Regions from separate parts of the Homo sapiens genome. Here region 1 is linked to region 2. The links are chromatin loops, found by intact Hi-C in ENCODE. Cell type or tissue: ascending aorta. All regions are shown on one strand. Links, peaks and the distances in the headings refer to the core of each region. The heading gives the core; the rest is flanking DNA.

What was found. Hi-C counts contacts between places; a loop is a spot of excess contacts. Peaks named below come from ENCODE experiments on the same cell type or tissue, not always from the same donor. Only the 100,000 strongest peaks of a DNase experiment are listed, where the experiment ranks them.
Region 1: a loop joins it to region 2, with 2.0 times the contacts of the local background. A loop is called at or near these places in 3 of 110 quality-filtered maps.

The regions. Positions count from the first base shown.
Region 1 is chr9:94,817,270-94,821,659 of GRCh38, reverse strand. All of the region lies in intron 5 of AOPEP (aminopeptidase O (putative)), which reads right to left. Among named protein-coding and RNA genes, the nearest start is that of MIR2278, 9.5 kb to the right of the region's middle. RefSeq lists an enhancer at 237-366. In ascending aorta, for the core only: no CTCF peak of the experiment used is centred there; a DNase peak (open chromatin) is centred at 2,219; H3K27ac peaks cover 3,780 bases.
Region 2 is chr9:94,898,222-94,902,611 of GRCh38, reverse strand. All of the region lies in intron 5 of AOPEP (aminopeptidase O (putative)), which reads right to left. Among named protein-coding and RNA genes, the nearest start is that of AOPEP-AS1, 45 kb to the left of the region's middle. In ascending aorta, for the core only: no CTCF peak of the experiment used is centred there; a DNase peak (open chromatin) is centred at 1,681; H3K4me3 peaks cover 1,572 bases; H3K27ac peaks cover 2,945 bases.

The DNA.
Region 1 (4,390 bases), core at 233-4,232, 81 kb after region 2:
CATACGGATGTTCAACTGAGTCTTTAAAAAAGGTTTCAGCAACTCAGCTCCAGCTCAACTCACTCTTCCTTGAGGAGCCTGGAAATTCAAACACATCTGGTTGTTTCTGGAAGCCACCACTTTCCACTTCCCTTTCTGTCATGTCACTCCACTTTCTCTGTATTCAAATCATGCTTGGCCTCTGCCAAAGTCTGAAGATTAAAACCACTGAAAGTCTCTGTCTTCTCAACATCCTTCCATTTTAACAAAAAATACAGCATTAGCCTTCCCCTTCATTTTTTCTCATTGTGGTAAAATATGATTTCCCTTTAGTTTGTAAGACTGGTGGTTGGTCTTTTGGGCCAGGATCTGGGCAACCTCTTGCCTGCTCACCACTGAAACTGTGGGGTGAACGCTCTATCCTGAAAGCCCTGCTGCAGGTCCCCACACCAGCTAATGTCATTCACTCAACGCCAAGGCACCACCTAAATAAATAAACCCAAAAGCCCAAAAAAGCATAAATAATACTTACTTCTCTTAACCAGAAAAATAAATTGCATTTCTCCATGCTATTTAAAAACACTTGGTATGTGGATTTACTTTTTCAACAGAGTTTCTCTTTAAACTTCCAAAGTTAGTGAAAATAGGATGAACATAACTTTATAGAATTGTTAAAATTAGTGAAACCTGAAGAACTACATCGTTATAAAATTGCTGAAAAGGAGTCATTACGGCTTCCACTTGGTTTATTAAACAAGGTCTTAGACCTAAATAAGCAAGATCTTCACCAAGACACATTAGGTTGGGGGCGAGAGACTTCTTTTTCTTATCTCCATCCCTGCTATGGCATGTAGGTTTCTCTAAATATCAGTGAGCTACGCAAAAGTGCTGATATTCTACTGCTTTTAAGATTTCCCCAAACAGAAATTGCATGTGGTTCCACCTACAGTTACCAAGCACTAGTGAAGGATAAATAAGATGCAGGCACATCCCTACCTCCCACAATATGGCAGGTATGTTAATGAAATCTTTGTGATTCACTGACTATTTAAATATACCAGGTGCTCAACACAGCATTGTTTACAACAGTAAAATTTTGGAAAAAGTCAAAGATCCATATTTTGGAAAAGTATAACTGAGAGCATCCATAGACTAGAATACTATGCAGCTAAATAAAAAAGAATGAGAAACTCTTTAAGGCCTAATATTATATCTAGGGGATAATGATAATTGACAAAAGCACAGTGTAAAATAGGGTGTGTGTTCTATCTCCTTTTAAGAAAAGGGAGAGAGAGTAATAATATGTATCGTCTAATTGGCCTGCATCTGCATGAAGGAACACAGGGGGTTAATACAAAAAGCTCATAAAGTACTATACCTAAGGAATGGAAAATCGGAACAGAGGTGGGGAACAAAAACATAAAAGAATTGCACTGGCCAGGCGCGGTGGCTCACACCTGTAATCCCAGCACTTTGGGAGGCCAAGGCAGGCAGATCACCTGAGGTCAGGAGTTTGAGACAAACTTGGCCAACATGGCAAAACCCCATCTCTACTAGAAATACAAAAATCAGCTGGGCGTGGTGGTGGGCACCTGTAATCCCAGCTATTCAGGAGGGTGAGGCAGGAGAATGACTTAAACCCGGGAGACAGAGGTTGCAGTGAGCCGAGATTGCGCCACTGTGCTCCAGCCTGGGTGACAAAGCGAGACTCCATCTCAAAAAAAAAAAAAAAAAGAATTGCACTAAAGAAACTTATTATTCAAAGCTCTTTTAAGGTTGGTCCTTTTGCAAAATTAAAATCCCTTTTGGGCTGAGCACAGTGGCTCATTCCTGTAATCCCAGCACTTCAGAAGGCCAAGGCGGGAGGATTGCTTGAGCCTCAGAGTTTAAGACTAGCCTAGGCAACGTAGTCAGACCCCGTCTCTATGAAAAAAAAAAAAAATTTAGCCAGGCATGGTGGCACATGCCTGTAGTCCCAGCTACGCAGGAGGCTGAGGAGGACTGATTGAGCCTGGGAGGTGAAAGCTGCAATGAGCCCAGATCGTGCCATTGCACTCCAGCCTGGGTGACAGAGTGAGATCCTATCCCTAAAACTAAACAATAAAATCCCGTTTGCAAAGTGTCTTGAGACATTCCATTCTGGCCTACAAGATTATCTCAACCAAGACACACAGTTACTATTTACAAAATGCTGTGTATGCCCCGGGGAGGGCTGGCCTGTGAACACAGGCGGAGAGGGCTAGGCATTCAGAGGAAGAGTGGCGGGCAGGAGTTGCCCTGGCTCCCCGCAGCTGCTGGCCACACACTTGGTCTTCTTAGCCTTCTGACTCTGGGCCTCTCTGGCTCTATTTGGAAGATGCGGGTGGGGTGACAGAGGGTTCTTTCAGAAGTTTCCATCACGCAGTCCTTTCAGACACAAGTCAGATAATGGCTCAGATAATACTGAGAACAGATCAGAGACAGCTGTTTCAGGAGCTGACAGGCTCAATCTCTGATCCAAAAGTGATGGGAAAAGAGGTCAAGGACAGAGAGCTTTGTCTAACTGGTGGGAACAGAACTCCAGGAGGGCTGGAAGCCAGGCAAATAGGGCTTGGATAGTCTAGTTTAATCCAGGTGGGATCCCAAATCCCTGAAGATCAGGTACAAGATTTCTTTTTATTTTTTTTGTTTGTTTGCTTTTGTTTTTTGAGACGGAGTCTCACTCTGTCGCCCAGGCTGGAGTGCAGTGGCATGATCTCGGCTCACTGGAAGCCCGGCCTCCTGGGTTCATGCCATTCTCCTGCCTCAGCGTCCCGAGTGGCTGGGGCTACAGGTGCCCGCCACCATGCCCGGCTAATTTTTTGTATTTTTAGTACAGACAGGGTTTCACTGTGTTAGCCAGGATGGTCTCGATCTCCTGACCTCGTGATCCGCCCACCTCAGCCTCCCAAAGTGCTGGGATTACAGGCGTGAGCCACCGCGCCCGGCCTTTATTTGTTATTAAATGTGGAAAAGGAACTAAAAAATACATTTTGAGCTGAATCAAATAATGTCTGGTTTCTTTACCTTTACTGCCTTCTTTACCCTTCTTTTTGGGGGGAAGAAAAGTGAGTATGTATATTAAAAGTTCAAGCTACAGCCTTGAAGGAAAACCTAACAAAAATGTAGGTGCTGCTCTAAATGCTCCTTCTGAAACGGAGAAATTCCAATGTGTACAATGTAAGGAATGTGGACCAACAACTCTGTAACAAACCTTTCATATTGTCATACTACCATGCTAAGTCACCATACCTATTTTTATTTTCTCCCTGGAGCTATTATTTTAGAGAATTATTTTAGACATTGGGTTGATAGGAACTGTAGAATCTGTGATTCACACTAATAAGCCACAAAACTTATGTGTTTATTGACCCATAAAACTACCAAATTTTCCTAAGCCTACTGAAGCAAGGAACCAGTATCTGCTGAGGACCTAAGATGTAACGGCATCTACACATAATCTTATCCACAAGAGTTCTGGAGATGAGTGGTCTATGGCACCTTACCAGGGAGTAACAGGACACAGCAGTCAACGGCAGAGCTGGGGATAGAGCACTGACTGCAAAGCAGAGCTCTCTCTCCATCATCTTGGGCGACAAGCAGAGGTGGCAGGTCTGAGGCACCATGGTAGGGTGGTAGGGTAACATCCTATAGCTTGTACTGTGCAGTGGCTGGATGGCTTCCAAGGAGCATGATGACTTTTGCCCAGGAAGAGGCTTCCATTCTCCCAAGGGACCAGCTGTGCCAAAACACTGACCCTGGCTGGGAACTGTTTTCTCTTTCCCATTTTCTTTAAACTCAGCTCCTGAGATTTTCTCTTCTCATGCTTCTTCCTCATACTTCACATGAAAGCTTAGGGAACTCTTTGGACCCAGCAAGATAGGCATCTTAGATACTGCCCTCCGGAATGCCAAATCTAGGCCTAAAGTTCTTAAGGGGCCCCTTCAAGGTCCTTGGTTTATTGGCCATGCTAAATCACTTCTGTTCCCAACTTTTACTTGAGGATAAATATTCGGATGGATATTGGCATGCTTGCTGCTTTCAAATTATGCCATAACTCGTCCTACTAGACCTCAAAAGCCTTCTCATTTTCAAAGCCCCAGGAGCCAAGGATGCCTGGGCAATGCTAGGGCTCCAAGGACACCTGGACACTAAGGCAGCCAGCCAAGGGAACAAGGATGCTTGTCTCTCAGGCATGGCCATGGAGCTGGCCAATTGTAAGCACCACACTCGTCCATGCAGCATTTCGTAAATACTGGGACCAGTCCCTCCATGAGGGAATATGTTAACTTTCCTCTTCTTCTTCATTTCATGCCAAAGACAAGTCAAGGCCTTTCTTTTAGAACATAGGGTACAAGGGCCAGGTGTGGTGGTTCACGCCTATAATCCTAGC
Region 2 (4,390 bases), core at 108-4,107:
ACAAATGAGACAGATGAACACATCTTTGCAGAAGAAAAGTGACATAATCACTAGTACTAATGTCTTGGGTAAATTCTCAACTAGGCAATTGGTATTTGAGACAGGCAGGTCTAAACTACCATTCCTGACCATTTCTTTTGGATACAATACATTCTTATGCTTCTAGTCCTCAGAGGGGGTGTGGTATTGGGGGAGATGTTAAAACAGCTGCTGTCTCACCCCCGCAGTAAACTGTGTTTTAGCAGTTGACCCTGCTCACCCTAACCCCACTCCAGCTCAGTTTGCTGAGCTGAGGCACAGCACATAAAGCAAGATCCAGCCAGCTTTATTAGTTTCCTTTCTCACCTGCTGAACATCATTCACACAGAACCCTGTTAACCCTTCCTCACCCTTTCTGTGTGTGTAAGAAATATTAAATGACATACTCACTGGAAAGCTAAACCGTGTTTTTCCTCCCTGCTTAAACACTCAGTCAATTAACAATATACACAAGTCAACTTAGAGTTCTTGATACTCAAAGTGTGGTCTGTGACCAGGACCAGTGGTCCTGGTCTAGACACCTGGGCTCTTATTACAAATGAAGAATCTTAGCCTCTTCTCAGAACTGCTGAATTGAAATCTGCATTTTAACAAGATCCCCAATTCATTCATATGCACATTAAGGTATTTTATTAGCACTTTTTCTTTTCTTTTCTTTTTTTTTGAGACACAGTCTCACTCTGTCACCCAGGCTGGAGTGCAGTGGCGCGATCTCAGCTCACTGCATCCTCAGTCTCCCAAGTAGCTAAGATTACAGATGTGCTCCACGACGCCCGGCTAATTTTCTGTATTTTTAGTAAGGACGGGGTTTTGCTATGTTGGCCAGGCTGGTCTTGAACTCCTGGCCTCAAGTGCCCACCCACCTCAGCCTTCCAAAGTGCTGGGATTACAGGCATGTGCCACTGCACCCAGCCTTCTCAGCACTTTTCTACGTGAAAAGTTATTATACACATTTTAAGTGAAGGTTGTTGAAGATGCGAGGTGTTTTGTTTTTGTTTTTTCTCTTGTGGCTAGCAAAAGGTATGTGAGATACTGAGAAGCAGCGAGGAGTCCTAAGGACTCAAGGGTTAATCCGACAATCAGGAGAGAAATCCCACATTTAACAAATACTAGATAAACACCGATCATAGGTGGAAACTTGGGCTAGGTGTCAGGGACTTAAGGATGAATGAAGACAGTGCCCATCCTCCCATTTAAAACATGTACTATACTATACTATTAGGTGATTAAAGCCGCTACATTGAAAAAATACATTCTTGCTATGGGGGCTCAGAGGAAGAAGCAATCGATTCTTATTTGAGCAAACTTGAATACTCTATACTTTTTGGCCATTCTTCATTAAAAGCTGAAAGGGCCATAAGTATAAGTCAATTCCACATGAGTCAGAGAAGATTATGAAATTTTGATTTCTTGCTTATTGACAGTAACACATTCTAATTGTTTTGATAATGTCTCCCACCGAACCACTTACTGAAATGATGTTTCATATTACTTATTGAACTTCGCATGAATTACAAATAAAAAGCCAAATGGCAACCACCTTTTAACAGGAAGGAATATTGGAATGGCCAGTTTGCCAGGGTCTGAGAGAAAGTGGGCTGATCCAAGCACAGCATTATTGCAGGAAAGAGTTGAGCAAGTTCTAAAAAAATGGGCCCTTGGAAAGCATTCAACTTACTTGTGAGTCAGATGTGTCTTCACTGCAAAGCTTCGTGATTTTGTTTAAAGTCAGTTCCCAGAATCGCAGATCTATCCAGAACTCAAAGCTAAGTAGAAAACACACTCTAAAGCCAAATATAGATGACATTTGGATTGTCTACATGCCCCACTCTCCTCAAGCAGGGGAAACTGAAAGTTGACTAAGATACAGACATGCAGAGAAAAATGTTTCAAAGAATTATTCATATCGGATCCTGTTCCAAAGATGGTAGTCTGTTTCCCATGAAATCTTCTACTCGAGCACGATGAAACACTTTCCTAATGTCAGATGGGGCAGAGGCAGTGATAAATCAGGAAGAAGAAGATGAGGAGGAGGCAAGAGATTCTCCTGAGAGAGGGGGAAGCATGAGGAATACCCAGAAGGCTAAAGATGGTGAGAAAAACAGCTCTGCACTCACCTCCCGAAGGGCTGAATAATCGCCGGCCTCAGCAGATCATCTACCGAGGAGAATTACTTGACGACCTGGGAAGGATGGTGTTTTGGCCCTGAAACTGTGACCTGAAGAATAGTGCTTACATTAGCAGGCTACTGTGGTCCTCACAATCACCTTGGTGCCATTGAAAGTTTACAGGTTACAATATTCATAAATCACAGAATTTGGTTGCTAGAAGGGTCTTTTACCACTTCCTTTTACCCCCAGTCTCATTTCACAGACAAGAAAACTCAGGCTGAGAGGTTGGCTCACATAGCTAGCTAGTTGGCGGCGGCCAGCAGTCAGTCTGGCCTTCATCCTCTGACCCCCCTGCCCAGTGCTCTTCATATTATAACTGTGGTTTCTAACCTGGGTTCCCCAGACCCCTCCATCTCATTCAAGTCCACAGGAATCCATGAACTATGACTCACAGACTCATAGTTCAGTATTTCAAAAAGTTTACTTGAATCTATATATTTGGCTGGGGGGGAGGGGTCAGGTAACACATTAACCTGCTTGGGGCTAGATTTAACTCAGTAACTCAATAATTCTAATTATAGAGACAGTAAGTTGGGACTCAAGCAACCTACGTCTAAAAATTTTGTAATGCTTATTGAAAAGGGTTGTCTGTACTTTGTTCCAATTTCTTTGTTCTGAGAATTTTATATTTTTGTTTTTGTTTGTTTTTTTTTAGATAGGGTCCCACTCTGACACCTAGGCTGAAGTGCAGTGGTGCGATCATGGCTCACTGCAGCTTCAACATCCTGGGTTCACGCAATCCTCCCACCTCAGCCTCCCAAGTAGCTGGGACTACAGGTGCACACCGCCACGTCTGGCTAATTTGTAAATTTTTTGTAGTGATGGGGTCTCATTTTGTTGCCCAGGCTGGTCTCAAACTCCTGGGCTCAAGTAATTCTCCCATCTTAGCTTCCCAAAGTGCTGGGAATAAAAGTGTGAGCCACCGTGCCTGGCCTTCATAATTTTAATTATTAATAAGCTAACAGTTGCACGGTTAAAAAAAAGTCAATATAAAAAAATAGCAAATGTAACACAGTGAAACCTCGTCTCTACTAAAAAAAAAAAAAAAAAATAGCCGGGCGTGGTGGCGGGCGCCTATAGTCCCAGCTACTCCGGAGGCTGAGGCAGGAGAATGGCGTGAACCCAGGAGGCGGAGCTTGCAGTGAGCCGAGATGGCGCCACTGCACTCCAGCCTGGGCAACAGAGCAAGACTCCCTCTCAAAAAAAAAAAAAAAAAAAAAAAGCAAATGAAGAGGCAAATTATCTTCCCTCCTCCCATCAGTCCTCCACTTGGACTTTTTCTCCTCCAAGGCAACCAGTGTTAAAAAGGTATTACGAATTGCTCCAGAAAATATTTTAAGGTAATAAGGACAAATGCATGATGGACATTGCATTTTGTTTCTTCAGTTGATATTATACCAAGGAGCTTCTCCCACATTTGGTCTACTTAAGTCTTTTTATTTATTTATTTATTTGAGACAGTGCCCAGGCTCGCTCTGTCGCCCAGGCTGGAGTGCAATGGCGTGATCTCGGCTCACTGCAAGCTCCACCTCCCGAGTTCACGCCATTCTCCTGCCTCAGCCTCCTGAGTAGCTGGGACTACAAGCGCCTGCCACCACGCCCTGCTAATTTTTTGTATTTTTAGTAGAGACGCAGTTTCACTGTGTTAGCCAGGATGGTCTCGATCTCCTGACCTCATGATCCACCCGCCTCGGCCTCCCAAAGTGCTGGGATTACAGGCATGAGCCACTGCACCCGGCCTTTTTTTTTTTTTCATTTTATTTTTTATTTTTGAGACAGTCTTGTTCTGTCGCCCAGGCTGGAGTGCAATGGCGCGATCTGGCTCACTGCAAGCTCCACCTCCTGGGTTCAAGCGATTCTCCTGCCTTCAAGCGATTCTCCTGCCTCAGCCTTCCAAGTAGCTGGAATTACAAGTGCCCCACACCTGGCTAATTTTTGTACTTTTAGTAGAGATGAGGTTTCACCATGTTGGCCAGGCTGGTCTCGAACTCCTGACCTCAGGTGATCCGCCTGCCTCAGCCTCCCAAGGTGCTGGGATTACAGACATGAGCCACCACGCCTGGCCAGCTTCATTCTTTTTAAAGGCTGCATAGAATTCCACTGAATGGTGCAGCAGAATGCACATATCCTGGCCCCTCATGAGTTTCCAGAGCTTTGCTTTTACCAGCAATGCTGAAGTA